2 separate regions of the Homo sapiens genome follow, and region 2 is linked to region 1. Evidence: read pairs that join two places in POLR2A ChIA-PET (ENCODE). Cell type or tissue: endothelial cell of umbilical vein. All regions are shown on one strand. Links, peaks and the distances in the headings refer to the core of each region. The heading gives the core; the rest is flanking DNA.

The links. Peaks named below come from ENCODE experiments on the same cell type or tissue, not always from the same donor. Only the 100,000 strongest peaks of a DNase experiment are listed, where the experiment ranks them.
Region 2: POLR2A ChIA-PET joins it to region 1 with 8 read pairs; 4 of 35 experiments call an interaction of 5 or more read pairs at or near these places.

The regions. Positions count from the first base shown.
Region 1 is chr2:232,685,325-232,693,080 of GRCh38, forward strand. No RefSeq gene overlaps it. Among named protein-coding and RNA genes, the nearest start is that of GIGYF2, 8.1 kb to the right of the region's middle. In endothelial cell of umbilical vein, for the core only: no CTCF peak of the experiment used is centred there; a DNase peak (open chromatin) is centred at 4,357.
Region 2 is chr2:232,581,138-232,587,123 of GRCh38, forward strand. It overlaps LOC105373929 (a long non-coding RNA gene), which reads right to left. Exons shown (of 5, transcript NR_187951.1): 4 at 3,169-3,406; 5 at 18-1,004. It also overlaps a transcript of EIF4E2 not described here. Among named protein-coding and RNA genes, the nearest start is that of EIF4E2, 33 kb to the left of the region's middle. In endothelial cell of umbilical vein, for the core only: no CTCF peak of the experiment used is centred there; no DNase peak of the experiment used is centred there.

The DNA.
Region 1 (7,756 bases), core at 1,595-6,594:
GCCTAGGTGGGTGGATCACCTGAGGTCAGGAGTTCGAGACCAGCCTGGCCAACATGGTGAAACCCTGTTTCTACTAAAAATACAAAAAATTAGCTGGGAGTGGTGGTGCACGCCTGTAATCCCAGCTACCCGGGAGGCTGAAGCAGGAGAATTGCTTGAAAACTGGAAGGCGGAGGTTGCAGTGAGGTGAGATGGTGCCACTGTACTCCAGCCTGGATGACAGAGCAAGACTCCATCTCAAAAAGATAAATAAATAAATAAATAAATAAATAAATAAATAAATAATAAAGTCTAATGGTGAAGGAGACGAGAAAAAAAGGCTATTCATTTAAAAAGAAGGAAGAGAATGGAGATAGCAGTGTCATTTACTTGAAGCATCCGTTTGCCTTTCTGGACAAGTGGGCCCACATAAGAGCTAAAACTCTCGATTGCTTGTCACAAATTGTGAAAATAAAAATAAATAAATAAGGCTGGGCGCAGTGACTCATGCCTGTAATCCCAGCACCTTGGGAGGCTAATGCAGGTGGATCACTTGAGGTCAGGAGTTTGAGACTAGCCTGGCCAACATGGCAAAACCTCATCTCTGCTAAAAATACAAAAAAATTAACCGAGCGTGGTGGCGTGTGCCTGTAGTCCCAGCGACTCGAGAGGCTGAGGCAGGAGAATCCCTTGAACCCAAGAGGCGGAGGTTGCAGTGAGCCGAGATCACACCACTGCATTCCAGCCTGGGTGACACTGTCTCAAAAAATAAAAATGAACAATAAATAAATAAAACTTTTGATTGCAAGCAATAGAAACAACTTCTGATTGCAAGCAATAGAAAATCCAACACGAAAGGACTTCAGACAAAACAGGACACGTGGGGCCATGTCACTACAAAGGCCAGGTAGAGGATGTCGTTCCTCCCTCTTGGCCACAGAGTCCCCGGGAGGCCGCTCCCTTGTGCCTCCCACCCTCCATCTCCAGCGCCATGGTCACAGCTCAGACCTTCATAGGTTCCTTCCTGGGTCTCTACCGTGAGCTCCTCATTGGTTTCTCTGCCCTCATTATACCTGATTGTCCGCTTTGCAGCTGGAGTAATTCTTAGAAAATGCAAACCAGTTCTTAACATCTCTCCTTCAATTTTTGATTCCCCACTTGCAGGAGCTGGCCCCAACTCATCCCTCCAACTCCATCTTTTGTCCCTCCTCCCTGCCCTGTCTCCTTCCAAACTCTACACTCCTGGTATATGCGATGCCTAACTGTTCCTAGAAAATTCCACACCTCCAGGCTTTTGCATATGTGGTTTCCTCTGCCTGGCACTCCCTCCCTCCCTTCCACAGGTGGATTACTTCTCACTGTTGAAGACTCAGCTCAGAGATTATCTTCAGGAAGCTTCCTTGATGCTTCCAGGCCAGGTAAGGTGTCCCTTCTCAGGGCTCCCATTTCCCTGAGTTTCTCTCTACTGTAATCCTGACAGCTTGAGGCAGTAGCCATCTCCTTACTTCTCAGCCCCGCTGTTTGGACTGTGTACTCTTTGCAGGGCAGGAAGTTTGCCTTGCCTATTGCTATAGGCCCAGCATGCTGCGTGGCATGTAGCAGGCAACCTTGCATGTTGGTTTCACAAGGACATGCCAGGTTTGTTAAAGCAGACAGATGGGCAAGGCAGGATCATTACCACTGATGTCAGAGACTTCTGAGTACTCCACCATGAGAGCCTGAGGGGCCAGCTCTGAAAGTGGAGACTGGCTGGGTGTGATGGCTCACCCCTGTAATCCCAGCACTTTGGGGGACCGAGGCGGGTGGATCACCTGAGGTCGGGAGTTCGAGACCAGCCTGACCAACATGGAGAAACCTCGTCTCTACTAAAAATACAAAATTAGCTGGACATGGTGGTGCATGCCTGTAATCCCAGCTATTTGGGAGGCTGAGGCAGGAGAATTGCTTGAAACCGGGAGGTGGAGATTGCAGTGAGCCGAGATTGTGCCACTTGCACTCCAGCTTGGGCAATAAGAGCGAAATTCCACCTCAAAAAAAAAAAAAAAAAAAAAAAGAAAAGAAAAGAAAAGAAAAGAAAAGACAGGAAAGTGGAGACAGCAGAGCTTGTGAGAATATCTTTCTCACTGGAAGAGAGAGAGGTCACTCCCCAGGGCCCTCCTTTGACTGAGCAATAGGAAAAACAACACACCAATTAGTCTTGCCTAGGCCCTGGAGGCTGTGTGATCTAACGAAATTTGGACTCGAACACTAGGCAAGTAACTGAACCTCACTGAGCCTCCATTTTCTCACCTGTAAAATGGGCATGATGGTGACCTACCTGGCAGATTCCACGCCTGCCATATATTTAGTGCTCAGGACACACGGGTTCCTCTCTCTCCCCTCCCTCCCTCCACTACTGTAACTCTGTCTCCTCCTGCGCCCTGAGTCTCTACAGTTAGGTCCAAGAGTCTCAGGCCAGGGTAGCCCAGAAGTGCTCAGTCCTGGCTGCTGTCTTGGCCACAAGTGCAGATGCCCACGGACCCATGTTCTCTGTTATTTTGAGACCCCTTTTCTGACCAGCCCAGGGGAATTTCTGCCCATCTGCTGGCTCACTTGCATGCTCCTGGCGGCTGCCAGTTACTGAATGTGGTCTGACAGCTGTGGTTTTGTCGCTGCTCAGATTTCTCCTTGCTGACTCTGCCTGTCCACGAGGCCAGATGCTGGCACATCACTGCCCACTTGGACTGACAGTACTATACAAGAATGATGCCTTCTGGGTCCTGTAATCCCAACACTTTGGGAGGCCAAGGCAGGAGGACTGCTTGAGCCCACGACTTCAAGACCAGCCTGGCCAACACGGCAAAGCCTCATTTCTACAAACAAATACAAAAAAATTTAGTCAGGCATGGTGATGGGCACCTGTAGTCCCAGCTACAAGGAAGGCCGAGGCAGGAGGGTTACTTGAGCCTGGGAAGTCAAGACTGCAGTGAGCTGAGATCACACCACCGCACTCCAGCCTGGGCGACAAAGCAAAATTCTACAACTTAGCGAGGCATTAAGGATGAGACCTCAGCAGGGGTCAATTTTTTGTTTTCCTCCACTCCTTCCCAAAACCAGTGGCTTTTGGCATTCTGCCATGGGGTGTTGAGCATGTATATTGCTGTTGCCATCTTGTTATTAGTAGTATTTTTTCTTTTTCTTTTCTTTTTTTTTTTTTTTTTTTGAGACAGGGTGTTGCTCTGTCGCCCAGGTTGGAGTGCAGTGGCACAATCTCAGCTCACTGCAACCTTCGTCTCCCAGGCTCAAGCGATTCTCATGCTTCAGCCTCCTGAATAGCTGGAATTACAGGCACATGCCACCATGTCCAGCTACTTTTTGTATTTTTGGTAGAAGTGGGGTTTTATCATGTTGGCCAGCCTGGTCTCGAACTCCTGAGCTCAAGCTATCTGCCCACCTTGGCCTCCCAAAGTGCTGGGATTACAGGTGTGAGCCACTGCACCTGGCCTCTATTTTTCTTTATAGAGGTAATCAAGTTAAAGCTGTTGCCTTGTTGGTTTTTTACTTATTTTTATTTTTGTAGAGACAGAATCTTGCTCTGTCACTCAGGCTGGAGTACAGTGACGTGATTATAACTCACTGCAGCCTCAAATTCCTGGACTCAAGCGATCCTCCCACTTCAGCCTCCCGACTAGCTGGAACTATAGGCACAGGCCACCATGCTTGGCTAGCTGTTGCCTTTTTGAAGGGCAATTTGGTAGACTGTTAAAATTAAAAATTGTATTTGTATTAGTTATTTATGTTTATGTTAACAAATCACACCAGGACTTAGTGGCTTAAAACGATGATTAATATTTATTATCTCACACAGTTTGGGGCCAGGAATTTAGAAGCAAATTGGCTGGGTAGTTGGTTTGGGCTCAGGGTCTCTCATGAGGCTGCAGTCAAAATGTCAGCTGGGGCTACAGTCATCTGAAGGCTTGACTGAGCCTGGGAGACCTGCTTCCAACATGACTTACTCCTGTGATTGATGCTGGCTATTGGCAGGAGGCCTCAGTTGCCTGCCGTGTGAACCTCTCCATGAGGCTGCTTGAGTGTCCTCACAACATGGCAGCTGGCTTCCCCCAGAGCAAGTGATACGAGAGAGTAAAGGGCAAGCCTTTTAAGACCTAGCTTCCTGAATCACACTCTGCTATCTACTAGTCACATAGGTCAGCCCTATTGGCAAAAGTCATTAGGAGCCATCTTGGATGCTGGCTACTTTGGAATCAGAGTTCTTAATTGCAAGTAATAGAATCTAAGCCAGACTGATTTAAGCAGAAAAGGAATTGATTGAAAAGACATGGAGGAGTCCCCAGAAGCACCAGCAGGGCTGGGGGGTGCAGGCTAAGGAAGCAGGCAGGAGGCCAGGAGGCTGGGACAGCAGCCAAAAGCACACCATGGGAACCAGCTGCTGTCCTGGCTGACAAGCATGCCGTGGTGTCCTGCTTCTTCAGGTCATTTACTCCATATCAGAGTCTGAGGCTGAGCCTAGTCACATGCCCACTTGTCAGGGGTGGGACAGGGGAGTATCTGGGCTTTTTGTGTTCTGTAAGGGGAGGCAAGCTCTGCCAGCCACCAAGATTCTCATTTTCTACAAACATGGGAAAGAATTTCAGTATTTCAACTGAAAGTAATTCACTATTTCAGTTCAGCAGAACTGTCATAAAGAATGGCAGGTGTCCACTGCGGAGATACTCATGAGCTTTGGCCCAGAAATTTATCCTATAAGTAAGAAAAAAAATGAACAAGGATGCATTTAAGGGAATAGTCATTACAGTGTTGTTTGTAATAGCAAAAATACTGGAAACAATCAGCATATCCATCAGCAGGGGATCGGTTCAGTATATTAGGTACATCCACGTAAGCGTGCACTGCTAGGCAGCCACTAAAAAAACATGGATGCCACCAAGACATCTTGTTTCTTGGAAACAGGCCAGGAGCAGAACAGCACACATAGTAATGCTCAGGTGTTTTGTTTTGTTTTGTTTTTTAGTTGGGAGGAATAAAGCCATGTGTATTTGTCCGTTCTCACATTGCTATAAAGAACTACCTGAGGTTGGGTAAGTTATAAACAAAAGAGGTTTAATTGGCTCATGGTTCCACAGGCTATATAGGAATTATGGCTGGGGCAGGCCTCAGGAAACTTACAATCATGGAAGAAGGTGAAGGGGACGCCAGCACAAAGCAGGAAGTGCTACAGACTTTCAAACAACCAGGTCTCCTGAGGACTCTATCATGAGAATAGCAAGGTGGAAGTCCGTCTCCATGATTCAATCACCTCCCACCAGGCCCCTCCTCCAATATTAGGAACTACAATTCAACATAAGATTTGGGTGGGGACACAGAGCCAAACCATATCACTATGTCTCTACCCAAGTAGACTGTAAGCTTTATGAGGTGGGTGATCAGGTGGATTTGGGGGCAACCATTGAATCTCCAACACTTAGTGGTACTGAGAATGAAGGAAAATGCCATACTTGTTTTTTTGATTGTTTGTTTGTTTTTGAGACAGAGTTTTGCTCTTGTTGCCCAGGCTGGAGTGCAGTGGCATGATCTTGGCTCACCACAACCCCCGCCTCCTGGGTTCAAGCGATTATCCTGCCTCAGCCTCCCGAGTAGCTGGGATTACAGGCATGCACCACCATGCCCAGCTAGGTATTTTTTTTGTTGTATTTTTAGTAGAGACAGAGTTTCTCCATGTTGGTCAGGCTGGTCTTGAACTCCCAACCTCAGGTGATCCACCCGCCTCAGCAGGCATGAGCCACTGCGCAGAGCCCTTTTTTTTTTTTTTTCACTCTGTTGCCCTGGCTGGAGTGCAGTGGCACGATCTCGGCTTACCGCAACCTCTGCCTCCCAGGTTCAAGTGATTCTCCTGCCTCAGCCTCCCGAATAGCTGGGATTACAGGTGCCTGCCACCACGCTCAACTAATTTTTGTGATTTTAGTAGAGACGGGGTTTCATCATATTGGTCAGGCTGGTCTCGAACTCCTGACCTCAGGTGAGCCACCCGCCTTGGCCTCCCAAAGTGCTGGGATTAAAAGTGTGAGCCACCGCGCCTGGCTGGAAAATGCCGTACTTGTTAATGCATGCAACATTTTTGGGGAGACCACACAAGAAATTGATGGAAGGAGAACCTGAGGGTGCTAGATAGGTCTTGCGGCAGGGAGGATTTAAATTTTTTCCTTTATACGTTTTTGAACTCTAAAAACTATAAAACCATAAACATGTATTGCTTCAGTACTACAATGACTACTACTACCACCACCACCACCACCACCACAATTGTTAATAACTATTAATAAAAAAGAGAGGGGGCTGGGTGTGGTGGCTCACGCCTGTAACCCCAGCACTTTGGGAGGCCAAGGTGGGTGAATCACCTGAGGTCAAGAGTTTGAGACCAGCCTGGCCAACATGGTGAAACCCTGTCTCTACTAAAAATACAAAAATTATCCAGGCATGGTGGCACACGCCTGTAATCCCAGCTACTAGGGAAGCTGAGGCAGGAGAATTGCTTGAACCCTGGAGGTGGAGGTTGCAGTGAGCCAAGATCATGCCACTGCACTCCAGCCTGGGCAACAGAGTGAGACTCCATCTCAAAAATAAATAAATAAATAAATAATAAATTAAAAAGAGAGGGGAATGTCTGGCCACAAAGAAAACAAGAAGAGCAGTTGAACATTCATGTGGGAACCCTCTGGGACAGCAGAACTATGAAACCCTAAAGATGGAAAATACTCAGATAAAAATTAATAACATTTTGGGATGCATCATGGGACATCAGGTGAAATGATACATTTATTGTATTCCAAGGTTTTTTAAAAAAATGATTTAATGTCTCATACATTCAGAAGTTGGAAATGAGAAAAGAATTAAAAATATGCAATTACTTTTATAATAAAAACGTTTTTCAAACATAGAAAATGGATTTCTTTTCATAGTTATTGTCTGCATAGCCTTTCTTGTTTGTTCAGTTCTCTGGTACAATTATCTTTTTTTTTTTTTCCACCCAGGCTGGAGTACAGTGGCATAATCATAGCTCACGACATCATCAAACTCCTGGACTCAAAAGATCCTTCCACCTCAGACTCCCAAGTAGCTGAAACTACAGGTGTGTTCCACCACACCCGGCTAATTTAAAAACATTCTCTTTATTTATTTAGAGACAGTCTTGCTCTGTTGCCCAGGCTGGAGTGCAGTGGCACGATCTCGGCTCACTGCAACCTTCGCCTCCCACGTTCAAGCGATTCTTACGCCTCAGCCCCCAAGTAGCTGGGATTACAGGCTCGCACCACCACGCCTGGCTAATTTTTGTATTTTTAGGAGAGACGGGGTTTCCCCATGTTGGCCAGGCTGGTCTCAAACTCCTGGCCTCACTAAGTGCTGGGATTACAGGCGTAAGCCACTGTGCCTGGCCTAAAAACATTTTTTTTTTTTAGAGATGAGGTCTTACTATGTTGCCCACACTGGTCGGGAACTCCTGGCCTCAAGCAATCCTCCTGCCTCAGCCTCTCAAGTAGCTGGCATTAGAGGTGCGAGCCATCTGCACCAAGCATGGGGAACACAGTTCAATCCATAACAATGATGTTCCAGCTACTGTTGCTATTAACAAATTACCCCAAAACATAGTGGCTTAAAACACCCATTTTATGATGCTGATGGATTTGGTGGATCAGGAATTCAGAGAAGGCACAGTAAGGATGCTTGTCCCTGCTTCATGATGTCTTAGGCTTTGATGTCTGAGGGTGACTAGACAGCTCAG
Region 2 (5,986 bases), core at 987-5,986, 100 kb before region 1:
CGGAAAACGTGACTTTGTAATAGACAAACATTGTTTTTTAATGGGGTTCCATGGGGGGGCGTTCAGCCTTTCTGTTTGCTGTGTGCTGTCCAGATGCCTCTTGGGCGTCCTGTTGTTCTCTTCCCGTGTTGTACGAAGGGTACCGTGGCCACGTGTACATGCCAGAGCTGTTGATGAGAGTTACCAGTATTATGAATGTCTGTGCATCCAGGAAAAGTGTTCTGTTGGAGAGTCCCAAAATAGCTGTAAATGCTCTCTTCTAGCTCTGCCATTAAATTATTGGGACATTTTGTTTCTTTCTCTCCCCTCCTCCAAGCCCACCACTTTCTGAAGCTGTGTTACTGATGTGATGACTGTCCAGGATTTTGTATCATCCCCTGCCTTATGCCCTCCGGTCTCCTCTCCTGTGGGACTCTCTCCTTCTTAGGCACAGCTGCACTTAGAATTGTAATCCAGTGGCTCTCACTGGTTTCACTGAGGCAGCTTAGAGGGAATGCCTTAGTAAACTGAACTGGAGCAGAATCTAGTTTGATTAGGAGCTAGATTATAATCTAGGTTCCAAGTACAGAATTTGGAGCTAAGGACTGTGACTGAAATCATTTTCCCATATGAGCAGACCCTGTGTGTCAGGCCTGTTTCCCATATGAGCAGAGCCTGTGTGCAAGTCTGTTTCTGGCATGTCCCTCATTGAGGAAGGGAAGCAAAAGCTGGTTATTGCCAGGCCTATTAACACTTAATATGCAAATTCTATCATCCTGAAACTGGGGCATCTGAGGAAAAGGTGACCTTGCTGGATGGCTTTATTTGCATGGCTCTGCCTGTCTGCAGTGGTTGAGTCCTCATCACCTGGTATGTGTATGAGCAAATGTGTGCTGATTGTGATGCCCAGGCAGAAACCTCTTGAAGACTGCTGCAGGCATGCTTTAAAAATGACCAGTCACTCATCAGAGAAGCTGGGTGATCTGACTCCAGAAGGACTGAAGTCAGAGAAGTCACAAGAGCACCTAGGATTCAAATAAATAGCGTCAGAGTCCTATAGCAACCTCCAAGTAGCACCGTCTTACTTGGCTCTTGTGAGCAAAGACTGCAGTACCTTAAATTAAGGCCTCTCTTTAAAACATATGTGGAAGACTAGGGGATCCTTGGCCACCTGGTCTCAGAGAAATCATATGAGAGTAACAGGCATTTCCTTATTGTATTTGTACTACACTCTTCCTACTTTTCCATTCCTGAACACCCTCTAATTACCACTGTTTTGGGGATGCTTTTTTTCTGAAAGAACGGGGAGTACAGGGGCCAAAAGGGAGGTGCTTCTATTACAGGGCAAGTTAGATCAGATAAGAAGATCTAGCAGTGATTTAAACTCCAGGAATATGAAGAGTGCATTCTGGTGTCCAGACAGTTGTGAAGGGCTCGGCAAATATAAGAGCACCATTGGCTACATGGAGAGCAAAGGCTGTCTTTGAAGACCCCAGGGAGGTCTTCACTTTTGCCTAAATTCAGATTTGCCGTGAAAATTCCAAAGAGAGCAGATATTTGGATTTGCCCTCCTTTGGGCATCTACCTGACTGTTGTGTGTGTGGGAAAGTCAGTGTGTATGTGTAGAGTGTGCTTAGGAGTGAGTGAGTGGTCAGGCCTCCTGGCTAGGTGTGTTGTCCATAGTTTTGTTGTTGTTGTTGTTGTTGTTCAGAGTTTTGAATCTTACGTTTTCTAGAGCTGCTCATGTTTTCCCTTCCTTTTTGTCGTTGTAGTATTTGACAGTTGTCTTTTCCATCAAAAACATACTGGCCCTAGGCTGGTTAGAGCAAGGGGTTATGCCTGTTAGGCAGCATCTTACGCCCAGTGTTCTCCCAGATATTCTGCCTAACAGGTTTAAGTAGGAGATTAAATAGTCAGTTTATCTAAACCCTCTATTTTTCCAAACTAGCTTGAGAGGTCTTTTCATCTATTTTTACTCCATGGGCCTCTGATATGCTGAGATGTGGCACGGTTATGATTATGGTATCACCGTTACAGAGGCAAAGGGATAAAGGTCTACCAGGGCCAACGTAACCAGAATGTGAGGAGAGTGAAGAGTCGGTCTCCGCTTTGCACAGTACCAGAATGTGAGGTTGCCACTGGAGAGTGGAGAGTCGGTCTCCACTTTGCACAGTTGGAGCTGTTCTCCTCTAACTCCTTTGCTGGGTTTTCTGTTTGAAATTGGCCCCTACTCCTCTCCAGCCCTTTACTGGGTTTTCTGTTTGAAATTGGCCCCTACTCCTCTCCAGTGTCTGCTTTTTGAATCCTTCTGTTCGTGTGTGTGTGTGTGTGTGTGTGTGTTCCCTATGATACTGGCAGTGGCAATAATTTTCCACCCAGAGAGAAGCTTGTGGTCCACAATGCTCGAAGAATGAATTTCCAAGTATTTGCCAGTGGAAACGGAGCAGAGGCTATGACAAGAGTGATTTAGTGTTGCACTTTCAGAGCAATTATCTACTGCAGTAATAAATTGAAAATATCAGCAAGAACCAGGTCGTGGACTTGTCAATACAAGGGAACCGGGGGTACTGTTACTCATTCTACCCTACAGTGTATAAGTCCCAATCTTAACTGCATTCCAAAACAAAATATGTGGAATAGTCCAGGCAATGTCAATCTCAATGACACAAATTTATTGTGAAAATATTCTCTAATTGATATTAATCATTGCCACAACTCAGTTTACATTTTTATTATCAAAATATAGTTGGTAACGCTCCTTAACTTGGGATAAGGAATATTGGAATAGAAGAAAGTTTAAAGAATTTGATTTTACTGTAAGAAATCACTCAGCCTAAGCTTGGAATGTTTTAGTTATATTAAGTATCTTAGCCTAAAGAGGGACACATGGGGCATGCCGACGGTTGGTGCCCACATGAAACACTGAGGGAGAAAGAGGCTTTGCTGAGCCTCAGTTATTGTTGACAAAGGATTTAAAACAATACAGTCTTGAGACTTAGTTTCTGTAGATAGAAATCTCCTCTCTCTGTCTATCAGTCATGGTCCAAATAGGAGACAGAAACCATTCCAGTTATTTCAACAATATGATAAAAAGAATTACTGACACAGTAACCAAAAAAGCAAAAAACCCACACAAGAATTAAGGAAGTAGCAACTTCCAGAAGTGCTCTAAGGATGGGTGTTGCTCACCTGGTCCTGGGTCTTTGAGCCCATCATGAAGCTGGTTCTGAGCAGGTCAGAAATGGCAGCTGGGATCACATGCAGCTGTGAGAGCAAACTGCTGCAGCAGTGCTGACAGGAACGGGAAGGAGCACGCCCCTTCTTCCTGCAGCATGGAAGCTTCCCTCTACTGGAAAAATCCAACAGGATGCCAGCTGCGAAGCAGAGATGTTTGCAGAGTTCTGTCGCTGGTATCACAAAAGCAGAGCTAAAAAGAGCGGGTGTGGAACTGAGAGACGAGCTTCCTAACTGGCACAGCCCCTGTTAGCCACTCAGCATCTGCACACAGCCTTCTACACCTTTGAACTTCTGTCCCACCACAAAAGCAATTCTTTGTGCCCAAGGAGATGTAATTAATTGGAAGCTGTTACCCTCTCTCAAAAATGAGGACATGTAAAGCTCACCAGTCACTGTCAATCTCTGAGCTGTGTTGACTCTTCTAATTCAGTTTCAATCCCATCTGAATAGAATACAGAACAAGAGAATGGTACCTAAACACTAAAGGGTAAAGTTTACTTCCAGCAAAAATTGCATGAAATAATGAGAGAAGAAAATTGTGCACATAACAAGCAAGAATATGTACATCAGCCGGGCACGGTGGCTCTCGCCTGTAATCCCAGCACTTTGGGAGGCCGAGGTGGGTGGATCATGAGGTTAGGAGTTCGAGACCAGCCTGGCCAATATGGTGAAACCCCCATCTGTACTAAAAATACAAAAATTAGGTGGGCGTGGTGGCGCGCGCCAGTAGTCCCAGCTGCTCAGGAGGCTGAGGCAGGAGAATCGTCTGAACCCAGGAGGAGGAGGTTGCAGTGAGCTGAGATAGCGCCACTGTACTCCAGCCTGGGCGACAGAGTGAGACTTCGTCTCAAAAAAAAAAAAAAAAAGATTATGTATCATCTGTAATGATCATGAGGCTGTAGTTATGTATCACTTTCTTTTCCACTGCCTATTCTGTATTTCCTTTGCCCTCACCCAGGATCTCCGCTGGTCAGGATTCTTTTTTTGGTATGGTTGATCCAAACCTTTATTCCTAGGGTGTCTGAATTAGTTGTCCTTCCTTTGTTACAGTCTTTCGTTTTTGCTATTTGTAAGAGGGACCTCAGAAAAGTATGGATTCTAGACAGTTCTCCCTGCCCCTAGTATGCAGCAGCATTTGTTTCCCCTTGGTAATACACCCGAGTCAGTAAACCCCTTATTTGCTTGTTGGTTCAGTGCCCAGAAGGGCCCAAAACAGCAGGTGAGCCTCAATGTACAATTCAGTGAGCTGTTGTCTTGTGTTCCCCGGAAGCATTCCTCCTGTAAAAACCAAGCCCTCCAAACCAGTAGAACTCCAGTTGAGGGGACAGGTGAGAGGAACCACTCCTACTTCTATCCCTTGATTCCTGGACCCGTGAATCCTGGTTATAGGAGAGACAACACATGCAAAGCAGAACCTTGGGGGCAGCACCCAAAAGTTGTCTCCCAAGTGGTGCTGTAACGGAGTCTTCACGAGGCCGTTTCACTCTAATGTTTGTCCAGCTGCTTCCTCCTGCTGAGATACGTGGTATGACTGTGATTACCTGGTCACAAGCCCATTGCCTCACTTTCTTTGCTGTGAAATTTGTTTCTTGATTAAAAGCAATATTGAATACATGCTGGTGAATAAGGCATTCCATTAGTCCACGGGTGATCATGCTGGGAGAAGCAGGAAACGCAAATTCACATATAGAATATGCATTATTTACCTGGTTTGCCAAACGGCAATGGAACTAATCCAGCACCATCCAATGGAACCTCCAGTTCCTCCAATGGAGCTAATCCAGCACCACTCTCACTTTTTTGGAGCTGTGTCCCCCGGCTACCTGGATGGTCACATTCTTTGGTATTTCTCATCCCATGTGATTGCCCGTGGGCCCCAGGTCTGCTTTCCCTTGATTGCAGTCTTGTCTGATGTCAGTTGAAAGCCTCAGCCAAATCCTGTCCTCCAGGCCTATTTCCATGAGACCTCTAACAGCTTCCCGTCAAGATCGTTTTGACTCAAATAACTTAGAAAAAAAAAAAAGTCTCCATTCCAACAATTTGTAGAAGTACAGCGCACTGATGGGTCACCTGCAAGAGAGCAGGGTCCACAGGAGGCCCCTGCAGCCCTCAGAATGTCCAGCACACTGTTACCTCCCATCCAGTGGGCTGGCCAGTGTGGCAGGTCGGGTGAGTGGGAGATGAATAGGAAGCTATAGGCTGTTCCCTTGAGGAGCTCGCAGTCCAAAGGGGAGAAGAAGGAATGCAGCAAATAGAGGCAAGAAGGCCTCCAAGAGGATTGGTGGCTCAGGTGTAGTCCATGTGGGCCAAGTCCAGTGGGCAGGTGACCTTTGCTCACCTGGACTCCAGAAGTACAGACATGAGGCCAGTGGGCTTCATGCTGGAGATGTTGCCTATGGGTGAGAGTAGTATCGTATGTAGTAAAGTGTACCATTTATTGAAAACTGCTAGACACTAAAATTACATGCATATTTCATTTAAATCTCACAAGAGCCCTGTGGGTTCCCCATTTCACAAATGAAGAAACAGGCAGAGGTTAACACAGAAAGTCACTCACCATGTAAGGGCAGAGATGGGACTTGACTTAGAATTCCAGAGCTCTTAAGCCTGCCACACTGATAGATTATAGCTCACCTAGTCTGCAAGTCATTATTTTGATTGTTGGGAAAGAGGGCTTCGGAACAGATGAGGGCCGGTAGCTCCAAAATGACTCTTGCTGCTGCAGTGTGATCCTAGTAGATCAGAGGCCCCACCCCACTGGCCAAGGAGG